Linked DNA regions of Homo sapiens: region 2 is linked to region 1. A link is a loop called in an ENCODE intact Hi-C map of the cell type or tissue named here. Cell type or tissue: Caco-2. All regions are shown on one strand. Links, peaks and the distances in the headings refer to the core of each region. The heading gives the core; the rest is flanking DNA. Region 1 has its middle 32 kb from the start of SOX5-AS1. Region 2 has its middle 77 kb from the start of MIR920.

What was found. A loop is a pair of places that touch in the nucleus more often than their neighbours do. Peaks named below come from ENCODE experiments on the same cell type or tissue, not always from the same donor. Only the 100,000 strongest peaks of a DNase experiment are listed, where the experiment ranks them.
Region 2: it touches region 1 in a loop (8-fold over the local background); 1 of 110 quality-filtered maps calls a loop at or near these places.

Annotation. Positions count from the first base shown.
Region 1 is chr12:24,250,886-24,260,349 of GRCh38, forward strand. It overlaps a transcript of SOX5 not described here. Among named protein-coding and RNA genes, the nearest start is that of SOX5-AS1, 32 kb to the left of the region's middle. In Caco-2, for the core only: no CTCF peak of the experiment used is centred there; a DNase peak (open chromatin) is centred at 5,236; H3K4me3 peaks cover 239 bases.
Region 2 is chr12:24,130,971-24,140,434 of GRCh38, forward strand. It overlaps a transcript of SOX5 not described here. Among named protein-coding and RNA genes, the nearest start is that of MIR920, 77 kb to the right of the region's middle. In Caco-2, for the core only: no CTCF peak of the experiment used is centred there; DNase peaks (open chromatin) are centred at 2,611, 4,291 and 4,781.

The DNA of each region.
Region 1 (9,464 bases), core at 2,663-7,662:
TGTGTATTGTATACTGGCTCTCATACTGAAGCTCCCTCCCATGCAGAATGTGAAAAATCAGATTCCAGGTCCCTTGCCCTTTAATTCCTATAATCTTTTGCAGTTAAACTTAAAATCTGAGTTTTATAGTAAAGACCAACATCCAAGACTAAATTTCGTGGAGTTGGCAAATATGTTATTCTACATGGAAAGTGTTTGCGTAGCAGCAACAGGCTGAGTGAGACAGCTGAGACTAACAAAAAAACTTACTTCTACTAAGATTTATATAATTACTGTACTTCTACATAAATACAGATCTTCATTATTTTTCTCATAAACCTGGTATTTAGGAATTTAACTTGGTTCATTCTTATCCTAATCATTTATAGACTTGATCCAATTTTAGGGTTTGTCTAATTAACTGCCAAAAGTATGTTAAGGTTGAACAACTATAGTCTCAAAATACATTTTACTGATAAGATTCAGCATGGCAGGAAGTTCCTTCATTCCCTCCATTAACGTTTTGATGACCTTCTTGAATTCCCAAAATGAAATACTTCTTACATTTAATAAAATAGGTCCCATTTGCCTTATTTCTTAGGGTCAGACAGTCTATATTATAGCCTAGCTCTAAATATGAGTGAAAGTTCCAGACCCTTTTGAGGAGATATCCTTGTCCTATTGAACTAGGATGGTTAGGGTTTTTTGTTTTTTTTTTTTTCTTCAGATGAAGTCTCACTTTTGTCGCCCAGGCTGGAGTGCAATGGCGTGATCTCGACTCACTGCAACCTCTGCCTCCTGGGTTCAAGCGATTCTCCTGCCTCAGCCTCCCAAGTAGCTGGGATTACAGGCGCCTGCCACCACGCCCAGCTAATTTTTGTATTTTTAGTAGAGACAAGTTTTCACCATGTTGGCCAGGCTGGTCTCAAACTCCCAACCTCAGGTGATCTGCCCACCTCAGCCTCCCAAAGTGCTGGGATTACAGGCATGAGCTACTGTGCCTGGCCAGATTTTTTAAAAATAAATTAATAAGACAGTATATTTTATCACAGCCCAATACACCTCAGCATCACAAACCCAGTTATTAAAAAAAAAAAAAATTCCTGCTAAAAACAGAAGTGCAGATTTTCGTTAAATTTGCCAGCTTAAGTTTAATATTTTTCATTCTGCAAATCTTAATCATTTTTGCTTTTGCCAACATTACCAAATGAACAAATCTCAACAGTGAAGAAATGGTGGGAAAAGAAAGACATCTCCTATATACTTTTACACAAATGAGCACATTCCTTAGAAAACAGACCCATTTCCTCTCATTCTTTAGAGGAAAAAATGTCTTTTACATAGATCCCAACTGTATCAGTTCTATGGAAAATTAGGAACATAATGAAACAAGTTAATTTCCTAATGTCAGACATATAAGAATCATAGCAAAGACCTACGAAATTTTACCTCTAGTATTTAAGCAAAACCAATTGCTGTCACAATTTGCCTCACCTGCCTTCGTTTTTACATAGAGAATGTGTTTGGTTTCACAGGTAATTGGTAGCCTTAAGCACATGTAACTTACAATCACTGAATGAAAAGATTCGCTTTGGTGAATTAAAATGGAAAAATTTCTCCAAAATAAAGGGGGAAAGGCCAAAAAAAAAAAGTTAAGGGGATTAATAGGCAAGTGTTTCATCTATTTGCATTTAATTTGATGTCATGAAAGCTTCGGGCATCTAAAAATATACCTCTTTTATTCTTGTAAGTCTGCAAGATTTGGCTTTTGGAATAGAAACTGTTTAGGTGGGGAGGAAATTGTTGAATTCTGTGTCTATGCTTTAAAAAAAAAAAAAAAAAGAGGGTTGACCATAACCCGAGGCCCCAGCTCCTGCAGAGTGCCTGTTGTTATGAAAGCAAGGTGCTCCACACGATCTAATCATAGCACTAAACCTTGTTACAAGCCCTTTTACAGCTCCAATATCTAGGTTACATGGAAACACGCTGGAGAGCCTCCTTGTACTATGAAATAAATGTCATTCTGACTGGCATCCTCTCTTCCAGCAAGTAATTTCCCTCTGCTGATAAATCGATACAGCAAAAACAAATGAGAGCACACAATGGGCACAGTGAGGATTACATTTTTATTCATTTCAGAGCCCCTGCAGCCAAGTTTTTTAAGCACAATAGCAGAAAATGATGCACTTCAGCTAGGAAACAAGAGATACAGAGACATTGAGATAAGAAAAGAAAGACAAAAAAAGAAAAGAGGGAAAAAGTGGGAACAAAGAGAAAGCCAAGAGAAAGGAGGCAAGCGTATTCCTGCCAAGCTGCTCAGACATAAACTTTTGTTTGAGAAAAAGATTAATATTTGAATTCTTGTTCAGCTCCTCATAAAAATCATCAGAGAAGCACGTGCACATCTTTTTTTTTTTTTTTTTACTTCTTTATCCTGTAAGTTTGCAGATAATTTGAAAGGGATCTAAGATTCAACTTTTATTGATTATTGATACTAACATAGATACAACATAGGATCTTATCTAGAAAATGAAGACTAATCTAGAAAATCCAAAACTAGAAATAGTAGAAAAGACACCATTGATCCTTATTCATCTTTGGGAGTCCCCTCAAGTCATTTATATTTTTCAGTGTCTTTAAAGCAAAGATGGAAACGGCAAAACAAAAGGAAAACAAGAGCATAGTTACTATTTGTAAGAGGTGTGGGAAACCCCCATATAAATATCTTTTAAGATACTAATTTTCTAAGTCTCAATATAATTGAATGGGCTATCATGCAGAAGGAATGTGGCGCACATTGTAAAGTGAAAATTTTAAGACATTCTGTCTTTTGAAGGCAAAATGGAAAAGACCATCTCATAAAACCTTGAAAACCCCAAATTTCCTGTGAAAGGATGGCGTTAGGTTTCCTGTTATTTACTATGGCATTTAACTCTTCTTAAGGCAATGGAAGTGAAAATGAGAGAATTCTAAAGTCTTAATAAGGCTTTATAGACAATATGTTCTTGTAATCCTTCAGTTCCAAAATAATTCTTAGGCAAGTTACTTAACTATCTGTGTCTCAATTTCCTCATCTATAAAAATGTAGATGATGGTAATAGTAAGTACCTCACTGTTTTGGAAAGAATTGAGTGAATTAGTGTAAGGGCTTAGAACAGTTCCTGACTCACAGTGAGTGCCACATAAGTAATGACCATCAACATCATCATCATCATCCATTGCTTCGAAAGCTACAGTTTAGGTGTTGTCAACATTTTCTGTTTGATCTACAAGGTAACAATGCATTCAGAGAATACATTCTTAGTACCACTGCACAATACTGAACTAGATGGATTATGGGTCTCATCGGGACATAATTTTTAAATATTCTTAACTGTTCTGTGATATCCCAGAGTCAATATACTCTCTTGGTGGTCACAGGAAAGGCAAGTTAGAAAATGTATCTCTATTGCAATCCATTAGCACAGATGCTCCTTGATTTGTGAGGGGCTTATGTCCTCACAAACCCATTGTAAGTTGTAAAAAAAAAAGTCAAAAAAAAATACATCTAATACATCTAATCTACCAAACACCATAGCTTAGCCTCACCTTCCTTACCCATGCTCCAAACACCTATATTAGCCTACAGTAGGGAAAAAAAATCATCTAATACAAAGTCTTTCATAATAAAGTGCTGAATATTTCATGTAATTTATTGAAAATTGTACTGAAAGTGAAGAACAGAAGGTAGCATGGGTACTTGAAGTACAGTTTCCATTGAATATGTATCACTTGGGTTATCAAGTGGAAAAATTTTAAGTTGAACTATTATAAGTTGGGGACTGTCCATATTCTTTTTTCTTTGGGCTGCTCAAATATATATATATATATATATTTCCTATGACTTTTTCAATGATAATTCAAAGACAGTGTTTAACATATTTTAATGTTATTTATGATCTTTCTCATTTGGGCTTTAATTTTATATTCTTCTTTCTGTCTTTTAAGAACTTGGATTACTGTCAGCTTCTAGTGTCTCCATCATTCATAATTGCACTGTGTTGGTCCACCCACTTTACTCCTAAAGAAGAGGTAAGAAACAGAAGAGGAGATCACAGTGGCTCTTCAACTATTAATATACCACAGACTTCAATAACAAATGAAGAGAAACAAGAAAAGAAAGCAATGCAAAAAGAACGGTACTGCCCTCTTTCTCTCCTGAACCATCAATAAATCAAGGGTAGATAATAGCCTAAATCAGTATTTCTCCAGTTTTTTCACTAGCATCTTCCCCAGTGAACCATTTTAAATAGTTTTTCCTAATTGTCCAAATATGAAATGTTAATGCACTAGATATACTGTATATGTATATGTGTCTTTGCTGTCTACATAAAAAGAGTAAGCTTTTGTTGTCTCCCAAGAAGCAATTGTTGCCCCTAAAGTGGCAATATTGCCTTTAGACAATATATGGATTAATTCTTAGGAAAATAGCTTTCCCATTATTAGAAATATTGGGTCCAACATAATTGAGAATGTAGGCTGAAATTCACTGTTATAGTTGCATGGTTTACACGTTTTTAGCAAACCTTTAAGTACTACTCTATGGCTGTATAATTTATCTTACCCCAATTCCAAAACAGTACTTTGAGGGTGTAAGAGATATGACAGTTTGTGAAAGATGCCTGACAAACTAGAAAGCAGTTTAAGGACAAGAAGTAAGGGGGATGGAGAGTAAAGTGGAATTGTTTCCAATTAAAGCAGCTAGGGAATTAGGTAGGTGGAATGTAATTATCTACATTGGAGTTTGGCCAGGCTTCTCGACTCGGAAAAAAAATGCTCTGTGATCTTTAATGAATAGAGAGGTAGGTCCAAGTTTAACATCTCATCCAAAAAATGAAATAAGATTTCTAAGTCCTTCTTTCCCGGAACATAAGTGGCAGAAATTCTTTTTTAACGAATTTGAAACTGCTTATAAGTTCCATACTTCAATTTAAAATAATTATTTCATAAAGCCATGACTTTTGAAATGGGAGTGTTGGAGAAAAGACAGTAAAATGGCCCCAGCAATCAATAAAAGAGGCTCAATTAATAGCAAATAAAAGTGAAATCTGCGGCATTTTAAACCCCAAGTTGTTAAGTCATACCAACATATATCAAAAATTGACCTAGTTGGTTAATGTTTTCTTGGTTACCTAAAGAAGGAATTTTTAAAACAGGTCAGTTTGCTCAAAGTGTGCAAACCTTCCCCAATGACTGAGCTGCCAAAGCAGTGTAATGAAAACTGATAAGCTATGCAAACTTGGGAAGCCCGAGATGTGTGGCAGATAAATGTAAGCAGACATTATATCTTTCATAATCAGTGCAGAAGGAAAATGTGAACGGAATAAATGGTTGAGAAATATCATAGATTCCATTAGATGCAAAGATTGAAGTGTTAGACACCTTTTAGCTCAGCTTTCATTTAATTTATGGCTTTCCATTCTGTAGTCTGAAGGGACTGAAAAATTCTTTCTCTAATTTTTTCCCCTTTCATGGCTTGACCACGAAGATGAAATTGGGGTACTTTAATTACCATTCAGAGCCAAAGGCTTGCCCTTTGATATGGAAATCCCACTTCTGCGACCGCCTTTTCCCGGGCCCTTCTCCTTCTAGTTGCCCAACAGGAATTTTAAGCAGCTTTGTCACCAGCTGATAGGGAAAGCTAACTGTAGCTCTTTTCTATTAAGTTTTAAGTTACACTGCCTTTCTTTCACCAAATTGGAAGAGTTGAAAATGAGGGAGGGGAACAGAGAGAGAGGGAGTGAGAGAGAAGAGGGGCAGGGTGGGTGGGGAATGACTGACTATCCATTAGAGTTGCAGAATTATAGTTTCTCCCCTGTCAGCATGAAGCATGGCCCATCCTGCACAAAGCCTCTCACTTTAAACACACACACAGAGCATAAACCGACGAAAACTGCCATGTACAGTTACCCCGTTATTGTCATCTGCCTGCTGCATGACTCCCGGCTTTGCTATAATTATTAATTGCACTTGTCAACTGTCATTAATTCCTCTTTAGCATCCCTGTCTTTGAGTAATTAGACAGAACAGCCTCACTGAGCTCATTGTTTAGAGCCCCTTGAAAGAGCCCACTGGGCTTTCTGCAGAGAAAACCATCAGGAATACAATAGAGCACTTCTGAGTTAACCCTTTGGAAGTGTGAATAGAAGGGAAAGTACTTTCACAGGTTTGGGTGGCCTGCTTTGGTTGCTGGGTACAGAAAGTCATGGCCAGACACCTAATAAATGGAACCATGTTTTAAATGTTTCTTTCCTGCAAAGAAGGGTATTTAAGTTGAATGAAAAGTCAGAGAAAGGCCTTAGGAAAAACATAATTTCCTAATTATCATTGCTAAATTTTTAATGATTTTCTCATTTGATCATATGTTTTGTATTTTGGAAGAAACAAATTTTTCAGAAATAATATCTTCCTACATTCATTATATACATTTGCATGTACAACATAAAGGTGCATACAAAAATATGTGTATATTATGCACAAAATTGTTCCAGGTGATTTCTGATTTCTCTAAGTCACAAAAATTTTAGAAGAACAAGATTGAAGCTCTAGGGGTCTTTTTGTTTGTTTTGTTTTGTTTTTTTCTGAAACAGAATCTTGCTCTGTCGCCCACGCTGGAGTGCAGTGGCGCAGTCTTGGCTCACTTCAACCTCTGCCTACCAGGTTCAAGCAATTCTCCTGCCGCAGCCTCCTAAGTAGCTAGGATTACAGGCACGCACCACCACGACTGGCTAATTTTTGTATTTTTAGTAGAGATGGGGTTTCACCATATTGGTCAGGCTGGTCTCGAACTCCTGACCTCGTGATCTGCCCACCTTGGCCTCCCAAAGTGCTGGGATTACTGGGATGAGCCACCGTACCCGACCAAAGCTCCAGTTTTTATTTAAACCTCTTTCCAGCCTCCCACAGAAGGATCCAGTTGATGGTGCTTTTAATTGTACAACTAGTGCCTCTGACAACACGGTTTTATTTTCTTTTAAAGCCCCTATTCTGGTCAGGCGCCATGGCTCACGCCTGTAATCCCAGCACTTTGGGAGGCCGAGGCAAGTGGATCACGAGGTCAGGAGATCAAGACCATCCTGGCTAACATGGTGAAACCCCGTCTCTACTAAAATAAAAAAAATTAGCTGGGCGCGGTGGCGGGCACCTGTAGTCCCAGCTACTTGGGAAGCTGAGGCAGGAGAATCGCTTGAACCCGGGAGGCGGAGGCTGCAGTGAGCCGAGATCGTGCCACTGCACTCCAGCCTGGTAACAGAGCAAGACTCCGTCAAAAAACACACACACACACAAAAACACTTATTCTGAGAACTAAGCCATATTTGGCTTTGGGCCCATGACCCTTAAACATTCCTGAATTTAGCCAGTCTCACCTGATTAAAACAAAACAAACAAACAAACAAACAAACAAAGTGAGTTACATGGTTTACCTTTGAGCAGCAATGAAAAATGGGAATTATTGTTATCATTTTAGACGACATCATGCATAAAGAAAGCACTTGAAAACTATTAAGTATTATAAAACATCATTATTATTTTATCACCATTGGCTAATAAAACTAAATTCTGTTAGCCATTTTCTAATAACAACACTCTTAATAATAATATTAAAAAGTTACCTGTTATTTGTTAGCAAGTTACCTGTTATTTGTTAGAAATCACTCCTGTAGAAAAGCTTCTTGATCTGGCTGTTCCAGTAAAAAACAAAAATCATAAGAATTTCTCTTGAAGAAAATTAAGGTCTATGGAATTGTGGAAAATAAACTAAAGTAAAGTTGATCACTAGGAATCATTAGAGCTATTTCCTATATCATCTTAGCTACAAGATTTTTTCAGATACTAGGTGAGTGCTTTTTAGCAATAATAACATATATTGAAGTCTAGATATGTACTCTATGTACTTTATATACATTAATTCATTTACTGTCCAAATCTCTGTGAAATAGGTACTATTATCTCAATTTTAGAGATGGAAAAACTAAGCAACAAGTAGTTACAGAAGTTGTCCAGGATCGCACAGTTAGACAACGGCAGTCAAGTTCTGGTGAGCCCAAAGGCTCCATCTTAACCACTCTTCTAGGCTACCTCTCCAGGATGGAAGACACTATCTTTTCAGGTTTCCATTCAATAGGTAATGTATCTAGATTTCTGGTGGTGTTTCCTCCAGTGCAAAATAGATTAATTAATGTACTTTTAGGTTGGTGCAAAAGTAATGCTTGTCATAAAAGTATGATAAAATGTGCTGAACATCTTAGGAACTTGGCATTCTATATATTCAATGTGGAACAGTGTTGGGGAGCACAAGAAAGAGACAGAAAGAGAGCGAGCGAGAGAGAGAGCAAGTGAGCGAGAGAGAGAGCGCGCACATGGTTTTGCAAATGTAGATTAGGTATTCTCAGGCACTGTTATCGTGTTTAAATGTTAGGCTAAACTAAGAAAAACCTATTTATACATTTGTGTGTATATATTTACATATACACGCATATTGAGCTATTAACACAGTTCAATGCATTGTTTACTGAGTATTTATTGCATACGTAGACTGTGCTATGTATGTAAGGTACAGAGGGAAATAGAAAAACATAAACTGTGATTCCTAAGTAAAAGGCATTTTCAAACTTACTGAAGACAGAATTTTGAGAACCATACAATTAACACACTACAAAATGCTAAATGGAATATGATCAATGAAATAGATTAAATGAAACAGCTAAGATCAATGACAAGCAGTTACAGGGAAGAAAATTTTGAATTATTAAAAGGAAAAACTTTCTAAGTATTATAGGTGTCCAACAATGCATCAGGCTGGCTTGATAAGTAACGAATATCCATTACTAAAACATTCAAGTTGGGTGATGATCTATAAAAGAACAAAATAAAAGAATTTCTATAGTCGGTGGGACGTTGAAACAGCCTAAATACTGTTAGTGTTCATCGTGTATATCTTAGATTCCATAATTCAAAAAAATAACATTTTAGTAAGGGAGAGGAACTTTATTTCATTATTTACAGAAAAGTCATCTTGAAGAAGTTTGATGTTGGATTTGATTTTGAAAGACGAATTGGAGATTAAGAAGTGGTAATAAGAGTAAAGAAAAAAACCCAAATAGAATTACAAGCACAAAGAGATGTAGAAATAAATATTTCTTGGAAAGATAAGCTTAAAAGGCCTTCCTCACTTACTCCAAGGGTAAGATGGGAATGGTATGAGAGGAGTGGGTGGGGATGGTATGAGAGGGAGTGAGGAAGAAGTAACAGAATAAAAGCTGTATCTGTGGAAAACAGGCACACTGGAGAAGAGCATGATGAAGCATCGTTTTCACTGATTCGCTGACGAGGAGCATGATGGGTGACCTGTTAATCAGGAGATAGCTGGAGTTTAGTACTGAGTTATATGGGAATAGAGATCTCGTTTCCACTACCTACAAAGGGAACTTAGGTAAATTACTTGA
Region 2 (9,464 bases), core at 2,384-7,383, 120 kb before region 1:
ACTGCCTTCTGAGTTCCAGCTACACTATTGCCATTCATCTAATTATCTAAACTAGAATCTCTGAATTGCCTTCAAAAATTTATCATTTAAGATTCAACTCCAATGATAGCTCATCTGAAACTTTTACCTACTTCCTCTGAGTTATTTTTTGCACCATCAAAATTATTTTAATAACCCAATTAGAGGTGAAGATAGTAAACCAGAAAGCATAAAATGTTCTAATCTTTGTGTTAAGATTAACAGGTAAAATATGCATAGCATGTGTTTAGGATCTACATGCTAATTGTACTAATTCTCCTCTGAGTTATTAACTCTCCTGGGTACACCTACAGTATTGTGTAAATGTCTTTATTATAGCATTTATAACACCATGTTGCAGAGTTTTACTTCTGTGACATGATTTGACATTAGACTGGGAGTTCCTAGCGGGCAAGAGATATTGAATGCATTTTTCAAAACCCAGAATATAGTACGGCATCTATCACATAAATAAAGGCCCAATGATTGTTCATTGAACTTATTTATTTATACCACTTGATTACATTTCACAATTTAAGAATAATCCATTTTAAATTAGAATGCATTACTAAACTAACACTTTAAATATGCAGCATTAACTTTACATATATTTATAATCTCACTGTAAGAATATGCAGAAGATGAAAATGTACAACAGAAGTGAATATCAGGTGGATGATTTTAGCTCTGCAGCTGCTGTTATTTATACTTTAGGAATTATGAACTATGTGAATAATGGCACACAGAATAAATTCATGTGATTGCCATGTGTAGGCTATGTGCAAAAAAGAGAGGGAGAAAAGAGGGGTACACATCTGTTTTATTAAAATGGTGTCTTTGTTTAAAACAAGTATTTTTAGACTTCACAGGATGGTTGGGTACAAATCCATGACCTATACATTTTGTCTACACGGACTAGATTTCCTGCATTTTTTCTTTTTTATCTCTCATGTCAGGGGCTAATTCAGACTTACTGAAGTTATTTAGCTCAAGGAGCACGACCACATCCTTGTTATCATTTCATTGATAATTTAAGAGAGATTCTGTTTGCTCTACATTGTGTTACGTTCCCATTCCAGGCTCTCTTCAATCCCTAATGCTAAGTAAAAAGTTAAAAATAAAAGGCTTACTTCAGTTACATTCAACAAACGTGTAGATCATACATGTGCCAAGTAGTCTGCTATGGGTTGGAATACAGAAACGATAGATAATCAGACAATGCCCATGACCAAGTAGCTCTCAATTAAACAAATTAAACAGTTAAGAATGATCCTGCTATGTATATCCTGTGTGCAACTGGTAAGTAAATCATTCGAACACCCTGGGAAGAGCAAAGCTTCCCAACAGGATAACTAACCTTTTGTTAAGGTTTAATGTGTTTTACAAAACCAAAGATTTCTTACTAACACTTTAGGAAAACAATGTGGTATCTATATATATTTTTAATTCGTTTTGACTTCTCACATCCTGTGCTATTAGTTATTACAGGACTAAATGTCCATCGATGTTCATGTAAAGTGGGAAAACAATGGAAAGAGAAAGGAGGCTCTTAAGTTATTCTGAAGGAGGAAACCATTAGAAATACAGTATCCGTATACTTGGGTTAGAATTTTAAGAAGCAACTCTAGGAAACCAAATTTATACAGAAACTATTCTTAAAGAGAATTTTTAAAATTCCTTCCAACATAAAAATTGATTCTAAATATTTGAATTCTAGTTTTAAAATCAAACAAGCAAAAACGCCACCACCAAATGATGATGGAAAACACGACAGAACTCATAAACTAAATTTTGAATCCTAACATTCTTAAAAAAACAGGATAAAACACATTAAAGGAGGGGACAGGAAGAACAGAAATGATAAGCTTTTGCAAGGGTTTACACATACATCTAATTACCTCATTTCCCTGGACAACAACCTGTCCATGCCTAGAAAGGACTGCCCAAAGTACCATGTCATTACATCAGGAGACCAGGATTGCAGTAAGTAAAAGATAAAGTCAACCTAGCGCTGTTATCCTTGGAGGTAAGATGATAAAACATCCAATTCTACACATTTTAATAGTTATATAATATTTCCAACACTGCAGTAAAAAATAACAATAGGAATATAAAGCACTCACTGGCATAAAGGCTTCCCACTCTGTTTTAATAAAAAGGAAAATCGTTGCAGAAATGCATAAAACTACTGATGAGATTCTGGGTCTTGCTACTGCGAGCAAGTAGATTACTCTGTACATGTCACTCCCTGGAGAAAGAGTCATGCGAACAGCTTTAAAAAGTCATGAAGGAAAGTCTGGAATAGTTTCCTTTCATCCAGGGTAATAGTTTTACAAACTGTCCTATTGGCTCTGGCGCCTTACCTAGTTGTCAAAATAACCTGGAACATCCTCTACATTTAAGAAAGATAAAGAAGAGATGACTATGGTGTCTAATCAGATAGGGTGAGGAACTGCCTTCCCCTTTTAAGAGCAGCATCAATTAAACCCAGGGGAGGTGGGTACAGTTTACTAGTTAATTAGTCCAGGGATGTGGTTCTTTCATGTGTAATTCAGAACAGGAACACCTGGTGTGCGGCTCTTCAAAGCACAAAGGGGGGTGTGGGGGACTGTGGCGGGGATGCCAAACAATGCAAGAGAGGTCACAACAGAAAGCAAGAGCACAAGAACAAAAACTGTTTCTATGTGACCTTCACCCTGCTGTAAATAAAATGAGATTCCTTAGGGTCCTCTCCCCGACTGGTCCAGGGAGAACAAACAGCTCCTGGCCCTCTCGGGTAGTTCTAAAAAGACATGGTGTTAACTAATTGTTTTATAACCCAATTAAAAAGAAAACAGACAGCCAGAGAAATGCAAATAGGGATATAATGATTAGAATCACATTCTGATATATAGCACACACCAAAAATATTGGCATACTCTCTCTTTGCCACGTGACCAGAGCTGCCCAGGTAACATTTGACAAAATCAGGAAGGGAGGCTTCTACTTTAGGGCAAATTAGCTTGTTCTACTGAATCAGAAATTGAGCAGTTTGCTAATGGAACACCTCTTCTTGTGAATTCTAAAATGATGAGGTAATTTTTTTTTTTAAATTGTTGCTTCTAAACATTCTGGTTGCAGACAGGTTGATAAATGCAGGTGAAGAAACATTAATGTTTAAATTGAGACAAACAATATATGATTTCAGCTGTGGTATCCATTTAAAGACAAAAATAATAAATTTTTAAGGGTTGTGTTAGTGGGTTCATTCAGAAGGAATGAAGAAAAGTATCTGCTGGAATGGATGGAATCTGCCACCTTTTAAAAACCACTGCTGTGAGAAATTCTGCAACAGAGAACACTGTGTGTGAGGATACCATGAAAAAGCCTGCCATCAGGAATTTTCACTTAATTTTAAAGATTGCAGGTTCAGAAGAAAGTGGCTTAACAATTTCTAGCATTGATTATACTTGTTTCTGCTCTAGAGAAAACTTTAATAAAAACAGTCTAAAACCAACTTTGTGTGTCTGTGTCAGTGTGTTATAAATGTGTTTATTTATAACACATGCACACACACACATAAACACACATACACAAAACCAGGCTTCTGATCCATTAAACCAAAGACATTTGAGAGAGGGAGGTGAACAAGAAAATGAAGAAATGGTGAAAATGTTCTCAGCACATCTCTATAGCTCTCTATCTGTATTAAGAATGAACAATGGGCCAGAGATGGGAGAATTGAACAAAAACACAGAATTACCCAGTGACGCAAGGCAAAGAAAGCTGCCCAAAGGAAAAGTAAAAATAAGTGTTGACAATTTATTTGAGATTCACTTTTAAACACTGAACATAAGGAGAACAGTATTCTCCCAACCGTTCATAATGATTAGTTTCCACTATCTAGTTTTTAAGTAATAATCCAGGGATTAAAAAAAGTACCTTTCCTCTGTATTTTTAAAAATACATTCACTTATTTGTAAAAGTTAAAATCTGTCCTGGACTGAAAGAAAACAGCCTTGCCATGAATCAGGCTGCAAAGACAGACACAGAAAAAGCCAAATGCAAACAAAACAAACTAACAAAACAGAAAACACTGTTTCTCCCAAGGCCATGCAGGAATTACAAAATGCCATTAAGGACTCCCTCATTTTTATTGATGTCACTCTACCCCAGACCTGCTCCGCTATTTTCATTTCTTCCTGGGAATACCCATTTGCTGCTAAACCACCCTAGCCTAAATTATGACAGTATCCAATCACAAGTTAATTCCCACTTCCAATCCCGCCTCAGATATAGCAACCAATCCAAAACGGATCCCTCCTTCCCTTAGACCCTCCTCTGAATCCTTCAGTAAGAAGCCAACCTAACACAAGTTGCTCTCTCCTAACTCTTGTCATAGGAATTCCATGTTTCCTTGGAATTCCCTCCCTTACTAAGTCAATAAATCTGATTGTGTTGGACTCCAACCTCGTTCCTGTATAATCTTTAGCTGATTAGCCTTTTACACATACAGTAAATAATTACTGAGTATCTGCTTTGTGGAATGCACTGGCGTTCTGTGAAAGATAAATGAGAATAACTAGGATTCTCTGCTTTCCCAAAGTCCTACTATCTTAGAGATAAGACAGATATGTACATAATATAAATAAATGTCACTTATAATAATTACAACAGGACAGATGTAAACAAAGCACTCTGGATGTTCAGAGGATGGAGGGATGGCTGTCAGGATGGGATCTGGGGATGCTTAAGAGAAAAAGCAGCATATGGTCTGGACCTTCGGAGAATGAGAGTTCATGAGGCCTGGGGGCAGGCAGTCCAAGTGGAGGGGGAGGTGGAAATCAAGATGTGGATGTTGGGAAGGGCTGCATGTGTTCAGGGAGTGACAACACAAAGAATGCACTTGAAATCACTGGGAAGTTAGCCTGAAATCTGAGACTAAAATGGATGTATTTCATTTGGTAGATGATATGAAACCATTAAAGGTTTTTTTAAACCAGGCAATGGCTCCATCAGTGCTATACTTTAGGGCAATTTATCTTCTAATGATGTGAGGGATCGGCAAGATAGAAGTCTATTTTAAATAGTCCCAAAGAGATGGGTTAAGGGTTTGAAGTAGGATCCTGAAAATGGGAATGGAAAGGAACAAAGAATCTAAGAGAGATTATAAGTCAAAGCTCCAGAAAATGATGACAGACAGGACACGTGGAGCAAGAGAGAAGTCAGAGGACCAAGCTCTGGAATCTGGGTAACCAGAAGGCCCAGAGAGTCCTCAAGGGATGCTGAGAAATCCTAAGGGGAGACACGCAGTGGAGTAGAGTCATGGGTTTTCATTCCACCACCATCCAATCTACTGCAGTCCCAAATCCCATTCTGTTTCTGTTCTACTTTTAATAGCTATCCTGGAGAGCAAGCAAGCATTGTTTTCAGACAAAGAAGGACAGTATCTTATGGTGAAAGCCGGGTTTAAGTATCACTTTGTCATTACTAGCTATGTAACTTGGCAATTATTTGCCCTCTCTAACCCTAAAAGTTTTCCTTTGTGCATAGGGGATTATAACAGCACCTGCCTCATAGAGATGCTCTGATGACTAAACTAAATTAATGAGGGATGTGCTGCTATTGTTTAAGGGGGCTTCAGAACTTGTAGCAGTGAGGGGGAAGGTGGGGAGGGCAGTCTTGGCTGATCAAGGCATCTTTCAGACCCTCTCCAAGCATATGCCTAAAGAGAATGACTTTCCCACTCCTTCAAAAACAAACAAAAAGGCTGCTTGAACAGCAAATTCCCATTTTGGCAAAAGCCCCTGCTTCGACTCCAAAAGTTGAATTTAGTTTGTTAGGGTTTTGTTTTTGCTTTTGTTTCTAAATATGTATGCTATCTGTTGTATTCAGACTGGACTGAAGGCCTTTGTTACACTTTAGCTCAAATAAATTAGAGTTTTAATGTCTACTACACTATAAACATTCTTTTAGACCTGTTCTCACCCAAAATCTCATACTGTGCTCCAAAAATATCACTCACTCCTGAACAGAGCTAATAAAGGTCTGGAACTTTAAAGTGTCTTGGTCTTAGAGAATAGATCTTAAAAATGAAGTATACTATTTATATTTCACATGTTCATGATCCAGTTTCCAAAATCCAGCTTCTTTTTAGTGGTTTGTTGTACATAGGAAAACATTCAATGTATTGTATAAACACCAAAATAAATGCAGTCATTACTGACAATTATGGACGGCATATGTGGTCTAATAAAGCAAAATAATGAATCTACACTGGGCAAGTTCTCTCCTGAGATTCTGGTGTGCCTTGTACTGAGGAGGTACAAGGTTGGAGGGGGCTGATATCAAGCTCCCTTTGCTGAGCTGTGAAACTCTTTCTAGGCCAGGCAGGGTGGCTCAGGCCTGTAATCCTAGCACTTTGGGAGGCCGAGGCGTGCGGATCACGAGGTCAGAAGTTCAAGACCAGCCTGACCAATGTGATGAAACCCCGTCTCTATTTAAAAATACAAAAATTAGCCGGGCATGGTGGCGCGCACCTGTAATCCCAGCTACTCAGAAGGCTGAGGCAGGACAAACACTTGAACCCTGGAGATGGAGGTTGCAGTGAGCAGAAGTCACGCCACTGCAATCCTGCCTGGCGACAGAGGGAGACTCCGTCTCAAAAAAACAAAAACAAAAACAAAAACAAAACAAAAAAACTCTGTTGTAAGTCTTCAAACTTCATTCTAGGCCTTTATAACATTAGCCTTGACAATGATCATACCTAAGTTCCCAACTCACAAATATTATATTTCTTGATATCACAATGAGTTAGAATAAATGAGAGCCTGCCTGCAAGAATCAGTAAAAAGACACGTAAAGTTCAAAGCAATTGGCCGTAGCCAGGATCGTGATGCTGTTTGTGCCTTTTAACTAGATATGATCAAACTCACCCCCAATCCCTGATATGCTATATCTTTTGAACTACAGTAGCCCACTGTTGGGCAGATTAGAACATAAAGTAAAGAATCCGGTAGCTAACGGAGCTGGCAAGGAACTTGCGTATAGTGGAATGTAATTATCCATTAAGGACAGGACTCAAGCCTTAATAAGAAAAAGGTATCATGCTATTTTGGAGGCCACAAATAGGTCGAGCTCTGCTTTGTATTTCATTCTTAAACATAAACTTTTAGCCAAAATTTGCCACTTAGAACAATGTCAGAGGAAGTTTCAGTGCACCAACTCAGAGAACGGAGGCGTATCCACTTGATCATCAGCTGTTCATTCCTGTGTTCTTTAGCAGAAGTACGAAAGCAAAAAAGGAAGTGTGCTTGCTTTTGAGAACTGATTTTTTCTCCTGTTCATCTGCGAATATTCTCTTACATCGCAGTTTGCATTTATTTTACAAGGGCTATATTGATCTTATACACAGAGATGACACCACTCCCCTCCAGGCTGGCCTGTCAATCAGTATACCATCTCTTCACAGACAACATGCTCCAGATTTCTTTGCTAACATAGCCAGTGGTGTTTTGGTTTAGTTGTGCATTAAGCTATTGCTACTTTTTCATGAACACTTAAACATCAGATCTAGAGAACAGGACAGTGGGCATGTATTACAGAAGCATTTGTGTAGAGGAGGTTGGTGGGGGATGGGTATGGGGAAAATGTTTGCAAGTCAGGTAAGAAAATACACGTTTTTCATTTTAAGCATATTTATTCTTAAAAATTCAGGTCTAAAATGCTACTTTTACAAAATGACCTTCAGTTCTGAGTGTACCCAGGCGAAAGAGCAGATAATAATAGGTACACTTCAGAGACATAAAAATTTCTCTCATCAATTTCAACTATGCACATCTACAGGATGATCCTAGAGATATTCCCCCCATTTTAAAAATTGCTGAAGGATGTTCAGGCTATTGCAACTGTGTGTATCCCAGGCAACATAATAGATTATACCTCGACTCCTTAAAGAGCACCCTGATAATATGCAAGGCTAAAATGTCAGAAGCTATTAGAAACTCTCAGATGCACAATATATCTCCATCCCTGAGTTTTCCCCTTACACTGCGAAACACCAGACAACAGGCATGCAAACTGCTCAGCTGCAACTGTTCCAAGTCGAATAATTACAACTTGTCAGAAAGAATTAATTTTCCCATTTCTCATAAAGATGTGTAAAAATTACCATGTTATTATACACTGACACTCTCTGGAGGCAGACACAAAATTTAATTTTGAATTCTTTCCGCATATTAAATTAAATCCATAAATAAGAGTTTAGGCATTCACTCGGAAGCATATGTTCATTGGGAGCGAAAGCCAACACGAGCCCGGCTGTAATGGCTGTTGTAATGTTTTAATAGCTCGCTTCTTCTAAGCACCAATAAATTTACATGATCATAACAGTCGTGGGCATACAAGAAGCCCATTACTGTCTGGGCACAGGCAGCAGCGTTAACAGGATGGAAAAATGGAAAAAGGAAAAAAACTCTTAAATAAAATTAGGCAACTGCACTTGTCAGCTGCTCCATGATTGAATTTTTAATATTGTGGTCAATTGGTCAAAACAAATGATGGGATAAAATATTTTAATGTATTTAGAACCTGTTTCTGTGGTTAGCCCACAAAAATAGTTTTTTGTTTGTTGGTTTTGCAAAGAACGGACCGCTTCAATCTTGCTGTTTTGAACAATTTTATTTTTAAAGACACACACTGCAATTTTTAATCTCTTAGAGGACATTTGCTCTCCATATTCCCATATTTAAAAATTGGAGCATTTTAAATTCGGCTTAACGGGTGATTCTTTTTAGCCAATGGAGTCTCGCCTGAAGGAAACTGCTTGGGGTGTTAAGAAGTTAGCTCTAAAGCTAGGTACTGGCAAGCCCTGTGGAGCACACCAGTGCATTACCTGCCTGCCCTCTGCCTGGATAAGATGATACTTTCCTTAGGATATACGAATGAATACGTGCACCGTCATCAGAATCCACACTGCAAAGGAAACACAGAGTCTTCAGACCATTACTGTGGTGGTACAGATTCCACTTATCAGGGTTTGTTTGTTTGTTTGTTTTTCCTAAATGAACAGATTATTTCTTTAAATTCTATGAGCAAATTCACCCTGGTTGCGAAAACAAAATAGGGAAATACCTATACCATATTTCACACTACTTAAGTGTTTTTCAAACATAAAAAGTCCAAAGTAATGGATTAATAGTGTAGGTCAATGCTGACCGGTTGGCATTTCTGATCTCGATCATACATACACCGTCAAAGATAGGAAGCTATGGGGGTAAGGGAGGGGTGGTGGTGTTAGTAGAGAATTAGAGAGGAAGTGATGTTCAGAAAAAAGGGATCTGTTGGAAGGATAAGTGAATGGACCAAGGATTCTCCCTAAAGGCATGATGAGTGATGTGTTCTTATAGAAAGAATACAAATTAAGGGTGTAAATTTTTAGAAATTCATTTTTTGAAAAATAACATGTG